2 separate regions of the Mus musculus genome follow, and region 2 is linked to region 1. A link is a loop called in an ENCODE intact Hi-C map of the cell type or tissue named here. Cell type or tissue: left cerebral cortex. All regions are shown on one strand. Links, peaks and the distances in the headings refer to the core of each region. The heading gives the core; the rest is flanking DNA.

Evidence for each region. A loop is a pair of places that touch in the nucleus more often than their neighbours do. Peaks named below come from ENCODE experiments on the same cell type or tissue, not always from the same donor. Only the 100,000 strongest peaks of a DNase experiment are listed, where the experiment ranks them.
Region 2: a loop joins it to region 1, with 8 times the contacts of the local background. A loop is called at or near these places in 4 of 42 quality-filtered maps.

The regions. Positions count from the first base shown.
Region 1 is chr13:107,444,203-107,452,542 of GRCm38, reverse strand. No RefSeq gene overlaps it. Among named protein-coding and RNA genes, the nearest start is that of AI197445, 21 kb to the left of the region's middle. In left cerebral cortex, for the core only: no CTCF peak of the experiment used is centred there; DNase peaks (open chromatin) are centred at 2,598 and 3,753; H3K4me3 peaks cover 725 bases; H3K27ac peaks cover 1,054 bases.
Region 2 is chr13:107,324,987-107,333,326 of GRCm38, reverse strand. It overlaps the pseudogene Gm2736. Among named protein-coding and RNA genes, the nearest start is that of Gm31715, 120 kb to the right of the region's middle. In left cerebral cortex, for the core only: a CTCF peak has its summit at 7,434 (motif pointing left); DNase peaks (open chromatin) are centred at 3,805 and 7,430; H3K27ac peaks cover 502 bases.

The sequences.
Region 1 (8,340 bases), core at 9-8,008:
ATCCAACCTTTTCTGTTTGTTAGAAGCAAGTCATTAATACTAGCTCATTCAAGGGGAGGGTAATTAATTTCCACAAGTTGAAGGGAGAAGTTCTGGAAAATGCTTGAACAGAAATGGAAAACAATTCAGCTATCATTTACTTAAGCATAAAGATGATCTTGATGGCCAGGAGGCATGCATTTGGGAGAGTAGGGACTTTGAAACTATTACCCTTCAAGGGCTGCACTGTCAGTGGGAGAATCCCACTCAGGGAGAGCATTTGTCTTCCTGGGCATTAGCCTTGAGAATCTGTACTCAAATGCACACTACCACACAGACTAAAACCTCCAAATGAAGAGTGCAGCAAAGTAATGTCTCTCCGAAGAGCACAGTCATTAAATAATTACTAAATTTCAAGGAACTTGAGATAATAATCAGAAATCACTGTTACAAAAACACAGCAAAGTCAGCCAAGATGGCTAAGAGACAAGAAGACAACTCGAAATGCTAAGCTGACTCCACAGTTTCATCCACTGGGATGACATTGACCTGGGATTCTAGACAACACTGTTACAATAAATAAATGTGTGTGTTTCAGATGGTCCTTTAGCAAGACCTTGGTGTGAGTCTGGAGAAAGTAGCTATCGATTTAGCATCTGGACTGTAGACAAAAGCCCAAGAGCTACTTCAGGAAAGCACGAGATGAGGGAGCACAGAGAGTGAAAGGGTAAAGGGCAGTGTATCTGTCCTTCAAGAAGCCATAAAACAAGCCGCGGAAGAGTTGTGCTGTGCTTCCTTTGGCGGTTACAATGGCCAGCCATGGTTTTGTTCATGTCCAAGGACCCATGCTACTGCCCTTTATCAGCCATGGTGACAAACAGCAAAGGAGGTAGAAGTGAACTTGAGCCTGTGACTTTCTACAATGTAACTGCAAAAATTCAAATTCTGGATTCAAACTGAGCTTTATTTATCATGCTTGTTTGTTTGTTTTTAGACAGGTTCTCATTACAGCCCTAGCTTGCCTGGAAATCACTACATAGACCAAATTGGTCTCAAAAAAAAAAATCACAGAAATCTACCTATCTTTGCCTTCAAACTGCTGGAATTAAAGGCATGCACTTCCAGGGCCAGATAGGTTATTTATTTAGCGAGAATTACTATGCTGATGATATTAAAGGGGAAGGGATGATCTTGGGAAGCAATATAGTTTAATTTCTGATTTTCAATTTTAAAATTGTGTTTGTGTTTGGGGGTGGAGAATGGGGTATGCTGAAACAGTGGTGTGGATATGGAATTTAGAGAACAGCCTGTAGGAGTCGATTCTCTCTTTCTACCACGTAGGTCCCAGAGTTCAATCTCAGACCATCAAGCTTGGTGGCAAGAACCTTTACTTGTGGAACCATCTCCCCCCTCCCTCCACCCCGGTTTCCTAATTTTAAAGTCCTAGTAAACCAGGACCTATAATAAGAATCACTGGAACTAGACCCAGTGTCATGCTGAAAATTTCCGCTGTGAGGTAGAGGAGAGCTAGGCAGTCACCTAAAAGCATTATCCCAGCCACAGTCTTCCCACGTGGAGTTTTGCAAATCTGATGGCCCAAGCAGCTCACCCTCTTGGTTAGAAAACCATGGTCAGCCAGGACTATTGTTAGACAGACCTGTATACTCAGGGGTCTGTAGGCTCATTGAGGGAATTGGATCTGCTATTTTTTGTTAGTTTGGAGAGTTGATCACATAAGTAGATATTTATTGAGCATGCTCGGTATGTATATCTGATCTAATATTGACATTGGTTTGCTAGCTGTACTGCCCAACGAGAGCAGGCTATTGCTAGGACATTGCATGTGCATAGTTCCAAAGTATTTGCCCAAACTTGGCCATCTCTCTATTTTAAATGATCATGCTTTCTTTACCTGAAATTGAAAAATGGTGAGGGTAGTGCATTAGTAACTCATCTTATTACTGTGACAAAATATCCAAAGAAAGCAACTTAAAGAGGGAAGGGTTTCTTTCATCCCACAGTTTGAGTGTAGAGTCCATCAAGACGGGGAAGTCCTAGGGGCCAATAGAGTTACTAATCGTTGCGTCTAATCGTTGCGTCTAATCGTTGCGTCTAATCGTTGCGTCTAATCGTTGCGTCTAGTCAGGAAGCAGGGAGAGATCAACACTGAATCTCAGCACACTCTCTCATTTCTACTCAGCCTTGGGGTGGTGATGCCACAGTTAGGGCGGGTCTTCCCAACTCAACCCAATTAAAAACAACAACAACAACAACAACAACAACAACAACAGCAACAACAACAACAACAACAGCAACAGCAACAAAAACCTCTTTCACAGACATTCTTAGAGGTTGGTCACTCAAGCGATTCTCAATCCTGTCAACTTGGCAGTCAGTGCTAACCATCACAATGCGCATGCCTTTTGCCTGCGTGCCTTTTGGGTTTCATCCCAGAGTGTGCTTTGAGAATGCTGAGTGTAGTGAGATCATTTGGTATGCTTCATGCTCCCTGCTTTTGCCTACTCCCAGTCCTGGGAAGGATAAGACAGCTTTTCATTAGGAACTGGGTCCAGCCAGCTGGAAAGCCTGGTGAGCAGGTTACATAATGCCAATTACCTCATTAGTCCCCCGTGTTGTTTCTGGAACTTCCTCTTACGTAGAAGCCCCATCTCATCTCAGGCAGCTTGCAACTAACTAGACAACAGTTTCGTTTTGTAAGTGGTGACCTGGACCTTGCTTTCTTGGCATTTATGCCTAGGGTACGGCATGAAGTCAGAGTGGAATTTTCCCAGCCTCTTGTTTTCTTCCAAGTGCCGATGCCTTGGCTGAGGACTGCAGAAAATTTGGATGTGACAGGAAATGCTGTGTGGAGGGACGGCGTGCACAGTCTAAGAGAATGTGCTGTATTGGAACCAAAACACGTTGAGCATAAGGTGCTCCGTGCCCTCTCTGGCAGCTCTTGAACTGCTGGTCCCATTCCTCCAATCCTGTCCTTTCTGTCCTTCTGGCAAGGATGTTCTGGTGTGTTCTCCTAGTAGCAAGGCAAAGTTCTTTTTACTCTAGATGCATTTGCCTGGTTAAAAAAACTAAAGCCCCAGTGAGTATACTGGGATAGACTTTCTGATGGGAAACTTGCATTATATCAAAAATCAGTTCTATTTAGGTGCATTTATACAAAAGAAATAATCACATTCATTCACAGAGGGTTAAGAACAGGGATGTTCATTGTGGGACTGTTCAGATAAAACTAACAGGATTCCAAAGTTTAATGAACAGGACCAAGCAATATCTATCCTCCCATACTCCTGGTTTAGAGGAGGTTAACACCAGGCTAACAAAGGAGCTGAAGAGCTCCCTTGAAAATGAAATGTCTGAAAGCCTTATTCTTTCATTCATCTTTAAGTGTGTTATGTGTTTGCATGTGTGTGTGCATAAGTGCACAGGCCAGTGGCTAATATCTGTTTCTTTCTCAGTCACTCTATATTAACTTTTCAAGACAGGGTCTTTCATTGAACCTGGAGTTCATCAACTCAACTGGACTAGCTGACCTGTCAATAGGTTCTGGAAAGCCGGCACTGGGAGTATAGGCACACACTGTGCCTGTGATTGGAAAAATTCAGTGCTGACACCACAAATGTTCCAGGAAACTGAGATGGTTGATCATCCTACCCTTGACTCAGGATGTGTGGGCAGATCTTCACCGAAAAAATCTATGTAAGAATCACCAGCATGTGTAACTCAATATTGGGCATACAGGACTTTGAGCAATTTTCTATGGGACTCGACCTGAGGACAATGAGGAATAGGCTTTCCTTTTCATTCCAGAGGGTGGTGAGAGCTATAGAAACGGCTGGATTTGAAGGCCATTGATGGCATTGTGGTTACATTAATGTTTAGAACAGATTTTCCAGAGCCTCGTGACACAGGTACAATAGGAACAGAAGCTCAGCCCACAGAACTTCCAGGGGAACTGCCAGCCTTGGGGACATGTGGCTTCTCAGGGAACATTCAGGAGCCAGGACCTATCCCTGGGCACAGGCAAGGACTCCTGGGAATACAAATATTTAAGAGAAGGAATAAAAATGGGAGCTGGGTCTATAGAGACATTAAAACTTGAGAATCAAGATGGCCTTATTTGTACTTATTGACAAGTAAGACATGAGACAACCAGGGCATATTTATGAGTAATAAATATAATATAATAGAAGATACGTATGGTATTTAAAGTCATTTGGAATGAGTTTGAGAGAGGAAGTGTGTGTGTGTGTGTGTGTGTGTGTGTGTGTGTGTGTGTGTATGTGTGTGTGTGTATCTGTCTGTCTATCTGTCCTAGGACTCAAGCTTAGGTCTTCAAGCTTGGCAGCATGCACCTTTACCTGCTGAGCCATCTCAACAGCCCACTTCTTTTTTTAAAATTTTATTTATTTTTTCACTACACTAGATCAGTAACCATTACTCCCATTTTTAAAGGTACAAAAACCGAGACTCCTAGAAGCTTAATAATTAACATGCTGTATCTGTGGTGCCATGCAGTAGTATTTGTTATCTTAGATTTCCCAGCCTTTTGTGTTCCTGGTTCAGAATGGCAGTAGTCACGCAGACATTCTGGGAGAATACATACATGCTGGCACAGTGTATTAGCATGCTATTCCACTGCTGGCTGATGGCTCAGACAGTGGCAATGAGAAGACAAAGAAGCCCCTCTGCTTGTCAGTGGCAGCATGCCTTCACTGTTGATGAGAAGGCTTCTCGAGCCTGGAGCTGTGTACTTAACAGAAGCTCATCCAAGTCTCTGTGGCCTGGGTAATGGACCAAAAATCAAGCTCTTCCTGGGAGTTTCTAGTTCAATCAAGTCAAATTACATGAATCTCCACGTTCAGAAATGCATTTATTTTACAGTGTGATTGAAGGAATACTGTTGGTCCTGAGTTTTTACGAGCTATCCTACATTTCTCGATTCCTCAAAATATTCACAGAAATTTACCTGATAAGACTTAATTGCAGTCAAGCTGTGTAAGGTACTTGTTCCATCAGGGGAACATCAGAATTCAGACTGATGTCGCTCCATGGAAGCACAGAGAATGTCTATGTAAAATGGTACCCGAGGAATTCTTCAACATATAACACTTCGTTGTATGAACTACAAATCAGGACACAGCAGTTCCAAAAGAAAAGACTTGTGCCCTGTCCCCAAATTAGGATGGAGGAGAAAGGAGGGAGAAAGGGAGAAAGGGGGAAGGGAGGAAGGGAGGAAGGAAGAAAAAAAGGGAGAGAGATGGAGGGGAATGAGGGAGGGAGGAAAGGGAGGGGGAGGGACAGAGGGAAGGAAGGAAGGAGAGGGAGGGAGGGAGAAAGGGAGAAAGGGCACTGAGAGCGTAGCCATCCATATCAGGCATAGCAGCTCTCACAGCTGTGGGTCACTTTCCTCCCTACAAGGTACCAATTATATGTCAAAATTTCTGTTCTGCTATATATATATATATATACATACATATATATATATATATATGAAGGAGGCCTGAGAGGCATGCAAACCAAAGAGGATATCATATATTAACTTAAATTCTTTCAATGATGATGCTTTCTGGAGACAGAATCCTCTTTCAGAAGTCTAGGCCTAAAGTTTTGAGAATCCTCAATGGGAGACTTGCAGGGACAGATCAGTGGGTGAAGTGCTTGCTATGTAAGCATGAGGACCTGAGCTTGAATCCCAGCACCCACTTCAAAGCTGCGTGTGTAGAATAGATTTGTAACCTCAGTGCTGGAGAGAGAGGGGGGAGTGGGAGAAGACAATGAATGACCCTATCCCCCAAAATAAGGTATCGAGCAATATAGGAAGAATCTTGATATCAACTTCTCTTCTTTAACATATGCAAACACACACAGACACGTACACGCACACATGACCCTGTCCCCCCAAATAAGATATCTAACAATCCTTTCCCCCCAAAATAAGGTATCCAGCAATATAGGAAGATGCTTAATATCAACTTCTGGTCTCTACATAGGCAAACACTCTCTTTCTGTCTCCGTCTCTATCTTCTTCTCCCTCTCTCCTTTAAAAGTGATTGATAAAAACCCAGAGTTCTCTATTAAAGTCTCTTTGAGATAACCTAGAAACCTACAGCAACTCCAGGTTAGACTTAGCACCTTGGAAGCCATGAACTTCTACATTTAGGTAGCTGCTTAGGGTTTCTTCCTAATGCTCAAGCTGGCTTTGAACTTCTAGATTCGAGTCACCTTTTCATCTCTGCCTCTGGGGTAGCTATGACTGGAGTGGGTAACTTTCTCTTCTCCCCAGTTCCTGTTCCACTCCTCTCCCTCTTATTTACCTCTTGGAAATACGGCCTGATCTTTCTATCAAGCTCTTCAAGGATTTCAGAAGATTAGAATGAATAGCAAACTCAGCAATGAGCTATTCCAACTTCCTCACTGTAGAAGGGAGGCAGCTGGACTCATAGTAATTGTGAGATGTTTCTGTGGTACTGAAAGGACTATCTCCAAAATAAAACCAGCATGGATGGGGAAATGGCAAGGTTCTGAAGTTACAGAGCTTGAACAGGAGTCCCGGCCCTATCCTTTGCCCGGTGGCCTGGGGCTTAATTGCATAACTGCACCGTCTATAATGCCATCTATAAATGGAAGCTAATAAAACATACATTAGGGTTATGTGAACTAAATGGGAGCTAAAAGAATGGTTGGCCGAGTAGGATGGACATTCAATAAACTCAATTTCCTGTCTTTAAAAGACAAGCTATAAAAATAAGTTAAATATCTAGGAACTTTCCCTCAATTTATTTCAGGACACATGTAAATGAGACAGCACTTCAGTTCTGAATTGATTTCTGCATTTTTTTTCACTTGTAAAAACCCTGTATATCTTCAGGAAATCTCCCCAAAGAGAATTTCCAATAATAAGATGATCCAGGATTCTCAGGCTTTCCTCTGGGTATCTGGGAAGTGTTGTGGTAGAGCAAAGACCTCTTTGACGTGGGCCCTCAGAAGGGAGTTGGGGATCCCGAGGATAGGCCTCATAATTGGTAAGAGTTGCATTGTAATCGCTGAGATGCAGATGGAGTGCCTGGCCTGGAATTTGGGGAACTCTCTACCATAGTAAAATGTTGTGACTATGATCTACAGCCCGATCTGGGACCTGAGAAAGAAGAAAGAGGAGATCCTGCCATGATATAAACCTCACTGCAATCACAATAATATGCATTTGCATGTGTGTTTATGCACATACATCCCGAAGCACAAGGAAAGAGATGTTGTCTAAAACAGTAAATGACTTGGACTTCAAGGAAACAAACCATTCCAATAGGGCCCCCTCCCTAGAGTTATGAATAGATGAAGGAGAAATTCAGGAGGTGTAACAACATGTCTCATCCTGATAAAGATTTGGTACAGCTTGGAAATTTTTATTTGTGAAATTAGCTATGGAAATCACAAAGAGACAGTGCTGGTAGACTAGGGAGTATTCTGAAGAGTGTGAATATAGGGTTTGTTCTATGGATCAAGATGGGGGTGAATTAGTCTCTGTGTTCATGAAAACTTGCACCTCGTACTAAATCAGGACAGTGCGGGAACATTCATCAGCCAATGTCAGACACAAAATGGCACAAAGAAGACAGGAGCCAACCAAGCAAAGCTACAGCTTTGCATCTATTTTGACTTCCCTTTTTGCACAGTGACTTGAGTGACAATTTAATAGCAAATCAGGGCTTCACAGATTTGGTGAAAAATATGGAAAATAGTATTTGCTAGGGCACTATCATATGCCAAGTTCTGCACTTGATAGTCACTATAAGTTAGGTGCACAGAGGAAGCTAAGAGATGTAAGACTCTTAAAACAGTAAAAGAAGACCCACAATCCATCCATTATAGATTTCCAGGAACTTGCTTCTAGACTAGCACATAATTCTCCTAGTACCTTCATACAGAGATGAATCCGTACGCAAACTGTCCAGGCAAAAATAACTTCATTCAGTCTAGGAAATGAGCATTGGAGAGATGAAGAAAGGTTTGAATGAACCATGTCAAGTAACTCAAGAGAAGGCTAGTGAAAGGTGTTTATGAAAACATATTTCATGGCACTTTGGGAATCATGTCTGGGGACTCTACTTGAAGACTGATGACATCATGCTGGGCTAGAGTCCTGCAGGACTCTGCAAAGCATTCAACTAAAGGCAGGTTTGTTTGCAGTGGTACCTGTAACTTAATTGCATTATACCTAGCTCTGTCGTCTAGCTTCCAAATGAATAAGACTCAGACTATGACTTATCTAACTTTGAACAATTCCCAGGTTCTATTTTTTTTTTATAGATATACGTTAGACTGGCTACTTCCCAGATATGCTCCCCA
Region 2 (8,340 bases), core at 83-8,082, 120 kb after region 1:
TGTCTCTCTCTATCCTATTGATTTTTGATCCTCTGAAGGACCCTGACTAATATAGTTGAGATCAGCATGACTTTTTCGTCAATACCACTTGTCTGTCAAATTCCAGACACTCCCACACTGTGGCCATGTTGGGTGAAGAAATAGTAGCTCATAATATTTGTGAGAAACCCTCCAAGTAATAATAATACAGTTTTTACAACTAGCCAGCTTCAAAACAAATACCAGAATGATTCTGTTTCTAAACTTTCTCAAGCATATCAGAGTGTTGTTGGAATTTACCCCATCATGCCAGGCTGTCATACAAATAACCAAACAATGTATGCAATTATCCATCATGACCAACCATCACAGAAGCCCATTTACTCGGTCCACCCATACTTCCTGGGCACCTTCCAATTCAAAGTCTCTGGCTCTTGGATTGTGAACATAGTTAGAATTTCCCACTGGATGGAGAAATTCACCTGTATTTCTGAAACAAGAACAAGAGACTCAATCAGGAAACAGTTCGAAGATCAGGAAGTGGGTAACATAGCAGTACACCTTCTTTAGAAATTTTCCAGGGAGGCCCATTTTGCTCAGGAAAGTAGGGAAGTTAACAACTTCAAATGACCTCTCAAGACACTGAACATCCATTTTATACTCAGGGAAGTCTTCAATGAGCTACAAGTATGTAATTTAAATTTTTAACTTACTTAGCAGTGTGAATATGGAGAAGGTAATTGCATGTCACCAATTTAGAAATGTCAATTGGAAGAGAAGTTGTCCACATCCCTATGGCATTTCATAGGGAGCCATTAGATAGTAGGAAACTTCTTTATAAATATGTAAAGAGACGAGACTAGGGCTATTTCACGACACCGTTTATATTTAGTTGCCTCTTTTATTCTAAAAAAAAAAAAAAAAAAAAAAAAAAAGGTAACACTGTTGCTGTTTAGAGCTTAAATACAGTCTCCAGTGAATGCAGAGGAAGTGAACAAGCCATACCTCTAAAATGACCAACTAAAGCCAATTTTTAAAGCTCTTCAAATAATGCTCTTTTAAAGGACCAGCAGTGACTTTTGTTACCAGAATAAGCAGTAGTTAAGATATTCTCTCAAGTTAGTACTAGCTGTCCACAGAGATGCTGGATTCTCCCTAGAAATGGAAGGGTTCAACCAAGTATGGAAATAGAATGACTGATTTTACCTTGACCTTGTTCATGGCCCCAACACAGATGGGAATTTTAATAAAATATAGTTCGAATGGCAACTGTTATTAAAACACTAATCTGTATGGAAAGAAAGTCTCTGTAACTGAACTAATGAGTAGACATTTTCAGGTCTTACATTCATTTCCTCTAAATTTCAAAGGGGACATCAGCCTTGGCAGAGGCAGCCTTTGGCTCCTCAAGGGCTACCTTGCATGGTGCACTCGAAGTGATTTCAGTCTGCCTTCTCATCCAATCCTGGTTTCCACAGCACTAGTGACAATTAGCTGTGATTGCAATGGCAGCCATGCTGATGGAGACTCTGGGCTGTTTGGAGTTGGAGCTGAAATGACTATACTCATTTCTCCAAAGACCATGGACCTTCAGCGGGTAATGGCTTTTTATCATTAGATTCTGAGCTGAAATTCAGCTGATAAACTAAAGGTGAACTGTTCTATTCCCCATTACCCTGAAGCCCAGCATGGTAGTTCTTATTTGTGTCATGATCACTCCCAATACATTCTTTATCAAATTTATTACCACTTGAAGCTTAGAGGACTTCCTCAGTGCCAGCAACAGTTTTTTTAAAAGCCGAAGTAAGGTGTGTGTGCCTGTGCACATATGTGTGTGGTATGTTTATATGAATGCACCACATGTACATGAGGGTGCATATGCACATGTGCTCATGCATATGGAAGCCATAGGCTGATTTCTCAAGCTTTCTACACCTTAGGTTTTAAGACAAGCCATCTCACTGAGCTCAGGGTTTACTGTTTGACTACACGGACTGGTCAGTGAGTTCTGCAGATTCATCCGTGCTGCAGAAGGGTTATAAACATGGGCCATCATTCCTGGGCTTTTATTTAAGAGTTCCAGGGATCCCACCTCCAGTTCTCACGCTTGTACAAAAGATGTTTTTACCAAATGAGCTATCTCCTCATTCTAGGAGCAAATTTTGAAAACGAAAAGAAAAACTATAGAGAGGGTTATAACTTTAATTTTTTCAAAGCCTACTTTTAATGATGGTTCTTAATTGCTTTAACCTCCTTTCTAGCCAACCACCCACCATGGGTAGTGGAAAAGAAAGTTACTAGGATATGGGCGAAGTGGACCTGTTTAGAAATAGTTCTTTGGAGCAGATCCCATCTGTGGTGGCAGGAAATCAGCAGTTCAGTTCACAGGTCAGCAGTGGCAGCTTGATCCACTTGCAGACACTTCCTGGACCAGCGGTCCAGTTCAGTGGTGTTAGGATAGCAGTATGACCTAGGAGGAACAGGCAGGCCTCAGCTGAATCTGCATGACTCAGCAGGAGACATTGGGACCAGCAGGAACACTAGAAGTTCACTGCCATGCCTCTCTCAGCGAAGTAAAGATCAGTGAAGACGAGAGACCAAGAAGCATTGTACAGCAAGATCTACCAATAAGCCTCTCTCACAGTCCCTTGAGTCCTATTTATAATCCCTCCAAGCACCATGTGTCCTTAATGGGTCTTACCTCATCACATGTCTTGCCTCAGCATGTGTGTCTGTCTTAGCAAAACTCCACGAGAGTCTGTCTCAGCTGACATCACTTTGCCACTTGGCCCAAGTCCAAGGAAGCAGCAAGATGCTGCAAGCATACCACCAGTTTTGTTTTTGTTTTTGTGTGTTTCTCTCTATGGAGTCCCAACAAATGGAGCTCAACTATGCAATATAAGGTGGACCACTACATGCCTGTTGTTATCAAAGAATTCTTCATCATGTGTCTTTTCATGTGCTTGCTTTAGAAGAACATCCTTTCACCTGTTTCTGCTTCAGGAAAGCACACCTTCACATTTGCCCTAGCAGAACATCATCCAACACAACTGACTCTCCAAAGAACCCTTAAGTTTCCACTTTAGAGGGTACATTAGCTTACACTGTGTGTGTGTGTTTGTGTGTGTGTTTAACTGAGAAAGATAAAATTATGTATATGTCAGTTATAGCCAAAAAAAGTCAGGCATCTTGGCACAATATTTTCCACTATAGTACAGTTTATATAACTAAGAAGATTATAAAACTTTTATTTTGCATCTCAGCCACTTTTTCAGCAGTATATGTAAAGTAGAAGCATAAATATATTGTTTATTTAAACTAAGCCTTTGATTGTAGTTCAGAAGTTCAAAGATTACTATAGAAAGTTGGTAAGTGGATCCCTGGGGCAATAGGAAACAGGTTTTTAAATTTTATTTATTTTATTTTTTGGATCCCATAAGACTCATTTCCAAACCCTATGGGGTTTTATCAAGCTGAGCTTTGAGTATCCTGATCTTTTCAGACTCCAATTAACTTATGCTGTTCTTTGGGTTTTAATTCTGCCCTGCCTTGCTCATCTCCAGCGAGAAGAAAACTAACATTGGAAACATGGTTTAAGCAAAGTGGTGACTGGGAAATTTCTTTTTTCAAAGGGGGGAATTGGGTTCCCAAGGGAGAGAACAAACATCCTAAGCTACTTGGACTACTACAAACAGAATCTGTGATAATGTCAAGAAGCAGAATATGGGGCAACAAGAAAGGAGGACACCTACCCAAAGAAGCAGAGGCAGCGTCTGGCCAGCCCGCTGAAAGTGAGTACATTTATAGCTCTGGGAAGAGCTGGCAAAGATAGCTTTCCTTTCCTGTCCCTCAGCCTTTCTGCCCGGGTCCACAGCTTTGTTGCACTCATTCTGTTCCTGTCAGGCAATTCTGAAGCCATTGAAAGACGATTGGTTTTTGTTCCTGGCAACCCGTAGCCACAACCAGCAAATTTAAACTCCTGGCTAGCTTCAAAGAGCAAGAGAGAACAGGGGTATCCTGCGTCCATGTGGGAGGGAGGTGACTCTGAAGTTTTCATAGAGAAGATAACCATTGCACATGGGCAGGCCAAACAGGCCTTGGAAAAAGGCCTTAGACTTGAGTCAACCATGAGTAAGAGTCTATGAGCACAGTGACTACAGCTAGTTACACGCTTAGCAAGACTTAGACTAAACATTGTGGCCTGTGTGCTTTCTCTGGTGTTTATTATATCCCATTTGTAGAAGTATCCATAACATTTTTAGAATTTTTCTGTACATGCAAGTTTATAACATTTCATTTCTATGCATGCAAATGGCCAACGTGAATCAGTGCTTACCCTAATACCCATCACTGGACGAAGCACTTGTCTTCTCTTGGTTTAATTTTACAATTGTAGAAGAAAATGCCTCATTCCAATGCTTATTTGTTGAAATAGTGTAGAGTTCTGTCATTCAGCTGATGTGAAAACCAAGGATAACTTGCCTTGGGGGTTATGCAACTAATAAACTATGGCATAATTCCACTCAGAGGTATTTTTAGGTCCCAAAGCCACGTTCTAAATCCTTACCCAGTAGAATTCTGAGAGCAAAGTTTCAAGTCTAACTCTGCTAAGCCTCAGACTCCACAGTTGGTTTAATGAGAGGTTAGGATGCTATGACTGGCCAGTTCTGGGATGGTATGGTCTCTTGAATCAAAGCTTGCTAACTTGGCAGAAAAAAAAAAGGAGTGTTCCTGGGCCTCCTCCACCCTGGCAGCTCTGCTTAAAGACACAGGGCATGTAAGGTAGTTTTGCTCTTGATAAAATGAGCCCGAGATCTATAAGCTGGCCTCAGCCTTTTGGCGAAAACTCTGAATATATGGTAACCTATATCTATATTTTTCTTCAGATACAGTGAGTCTTAGAATGTCTACCTTCTTAGAAAAGAGTCTCTCTCTAGAGTTCACGTACCAGCAACTACCTCTTTTTTCTTTTCCTATTTTTGTTTTTGGTTCTGTGGCGGGGGCTTTTTGCCTTTTCTTAAAACAATAATTCTCATAAGAGATGTAAATACTCTTTTCCCTCAATAATCTTGAGGCATGGGTTCCAGGAAGCTCATGAATACCAAAACTCATGGATGCACATGTCCCTTAAGACATATCTGCATATAATCTACAAACATCATCCTATGTTCTTAAAACTATCTCTAGATTGCTGCTAATATAGATAGTTGGCATATGATTTTCTTTAGGAAATAATGACAATGATGAAAAGGGCTTGGACACGGTTCATCTAGACCTTTTTCTCTCAATATCTTTAGTCTGTGCTTAATGGACTACGCAGGTACAAAACCTGTAAATACTGAGGCCCACATCTGCATGCTGCTACCATTTCCTCATCTCTCTCTCTCTCTCTCTCTCTCTCTCTCTCTCTCTCTCTCTCTGTGTGTGTGTGTGTGTGGGGGGTATGTCACACATGTGAGAATAGCATCCATGTGAAGACCAAGAGTTGACATTGAGCATCCCCCTCAGTCGTTCTCTCCTTCATTCACTGAGGCAGAAACTCTCATTAAACCAGAAACTTGGGATTTGACTGGTCTAGCTACACCTCTAGCCAGCATATCTTGGGGAATCTCCTTACTTCTCCTAAGCTAGGGATTATAGGCAGATCACCATGCATGCCCAGGTTTTTAAAAATCATATGTATTGAGGAATGCATGACATGTGTAGGTGTGGGAGTCACAGGTTGACCTGCAGGAGCCCATTCCTTTCCTTCAACCAACGATGTGGATGCCAGGAATCAAATACAGACAAATACTCTATGTATTCAGTCGTCTCTCCAGCCACATGCCTCCCAGTGTTCTTTTTCAATCTGCTCCAACTAGGTTTCCACTGTCAGTCAACAGAAACCTCTCTTGTCAAGCTCTCCATCACCCTCCATAACATTCTTCATCTGGCCTCTCAAGAAGTGAAACTTTAGTGGTAGGAAATGGAGAAATATAAAACAACTAATGAGTACCTAAAGACAAAAAAAATACATACTTATGGAAGGTCTTAATTGGAACTCAATAGCTGAATGTTAAAAGTATGAGTATGTATATTTTCATAAAGTCTCTTACTCTTCCAAAAGTCTCTTTTTATGGCACTGCTATTTGCTGCATTAAAAAATGGCAGTTACTTAGTATATATTTTACTTCAATAAATATACCCTCCCATTTTACTACTGCTCTATCTAATTGGAATATACACCAAGAGTATGTGAAAATGTTTAAAACTACCTAGACCAAAGGGAATCACAATGGTTTCTAGCTGCAGGAGTTCATCTGAATTGCCTTTTCCATATTCAGATAGGAAGACAGGTTAGAGAGTTAATAATGTCTGCACTGACACATAGCTGCTAAGTGGACTTGGGACTAGAAGCCATTCCTCAAAATTTGAACCCAGAGTCATCCTATTATAGCATGCTTCTTTGGTATATCTCAAAAGGTTAAAAGATTTGACACAATCACTGTTCCTCTGACTAGTCAATGCATGGTACTGACAAAACTCACTAATCTCTCTTCTTTAATCTGTCTGTTTTTAACCTGCTATGGGTGTGTTACTAGGCATTTGGCAAGTGGTCCCACATCATACTCTAGGTATGTCAGTTATAGTAATTGGGACTAAAAATGTCTTACCTTTTTAAAGAATAGATCATACTTAAAGTTACACTAATGATAACACTATTTTTATTCATCTGTAACACGCTGAGTAGCATGTACTATGGGAAACGGACTTAAATTTGGTAGGCTAGGAACTTGGCCTAATGGCCTTGTATTTCAACCCATCATCCATATTTTCCCACAAGCATGGAATGTCCACATTTAACTGTCACCTTCATGTTCAGCAAACCAATGCCTTTGAGATGATTAAGACACCTAGGAGACACTCTCACATTGCTTGGGTCATCTGGTTATTAAGCATACTAAGGGAAAAGCAGAGATTTCTTGAGAAAAGGAAACGTTGGGGATTTTCCTAATGCTCTTGGTGGGAGGACCAGTAGAGGACAAGATTTTTCATCCCACCTGGCCAAGAGCCAGCTGAGCTACCTACTAGGGAGACAGCATCACTGTGAAGTCAAAAGTTACCCCCCCCCCCCGAAAAAGCAGAGGTTGGGCCCAAAAGAGACACAAACCTCCAACCATTTCTCAAATCATGGTACCACACTGAACATTATGATAGGTTGTCTCTATATTCGTACCCAATTTTTTTCCACTATGAATTTAGCACTAACAAGGGAGTTGAGGGAGGTGCTACCACCTCCACTTTCCTGCAGGCCACAACAGCAGGTGTGCTGATTTTCAAAGGAAAGTGAAATATTTGCCAAATCATTTGGCACACTCAAACTCCAAATGTGCCAAATTACCTGTCAAACTTAAATGGCCTTTTAAAAAGAAAGACAAATGGCCTGCCCACCTTCATCTGCATGGACCCACACTGCCATCCAGTGGCTCATTGTGTCAGTCACAATGGGGCTCCATTGTCTTCCAGGGTTTGGATCCAAGCTGAACACCCTTGTCCTTGGCATTGGCTCCTTCTCTACTCAGAGCCTTTGGGGCTGAAAAAGATGCAATGAGTTGCATATAAGTTGGATTAGAAGAGAGTTGGTGCCAAGACTTGGATGTTTTGCCCATGGCATCTAAAAAGAGCGTAAGCTGCCTGTAGAATTTTCCAACCAACAGATATTCAAGTGTCTTTCTTCCACATAATCACTGACCAAGAAAAAAAAAAAAGGAAAGAAGGAAGGAAGGAAGGAAGGAAGGAAGGAAGGAAGGAAGGAAGGAAGGAAGAGAGAGAGAGAGAAAGAGAGAAGAGAGAGGGGGGAGAGAAACCCATTATCATACACAGGTGTCTGCGTTTAGCCCTATAAGCACCTTTCCCTCATGGATAACTAGGCCAAGCAGCACATGGCGATCCATTTTATTTCCACAGTGCTTATCTGTAAGTCCTTACTTGTCTAAGTTCTCCTTTAAAATACCCATTTTAATGGGCTGAACTTATCTCTGCAGTGAAGGTAAGGAGTTCCAGCCATATGAGCTTGTGGGACATATATAAAGAAGAAGAAAGTTCATAGAGGAAGGAGAAAAATGAGATAGAGAGGCAGACTCTGTAGGCTTAGATTTTTCTAAAACCTACTTTAATAAGGGTTCTTAAATGCTTTAACCTCCCTTCTAGCCCTCCACCCACCAGAGGTGGTGGAAAGGAAAGGTTAATAGAGCAAAGGAGGATGTGGACCTGTTTAGAAATAGTTCTTTTGGGTGATTCCAATCTTCATTGTCAGGATATCAGCAGTTCAGTTGACAGGAACCAGCAGCAGTAGCTTGATTCACTTGCAAACACCATTCA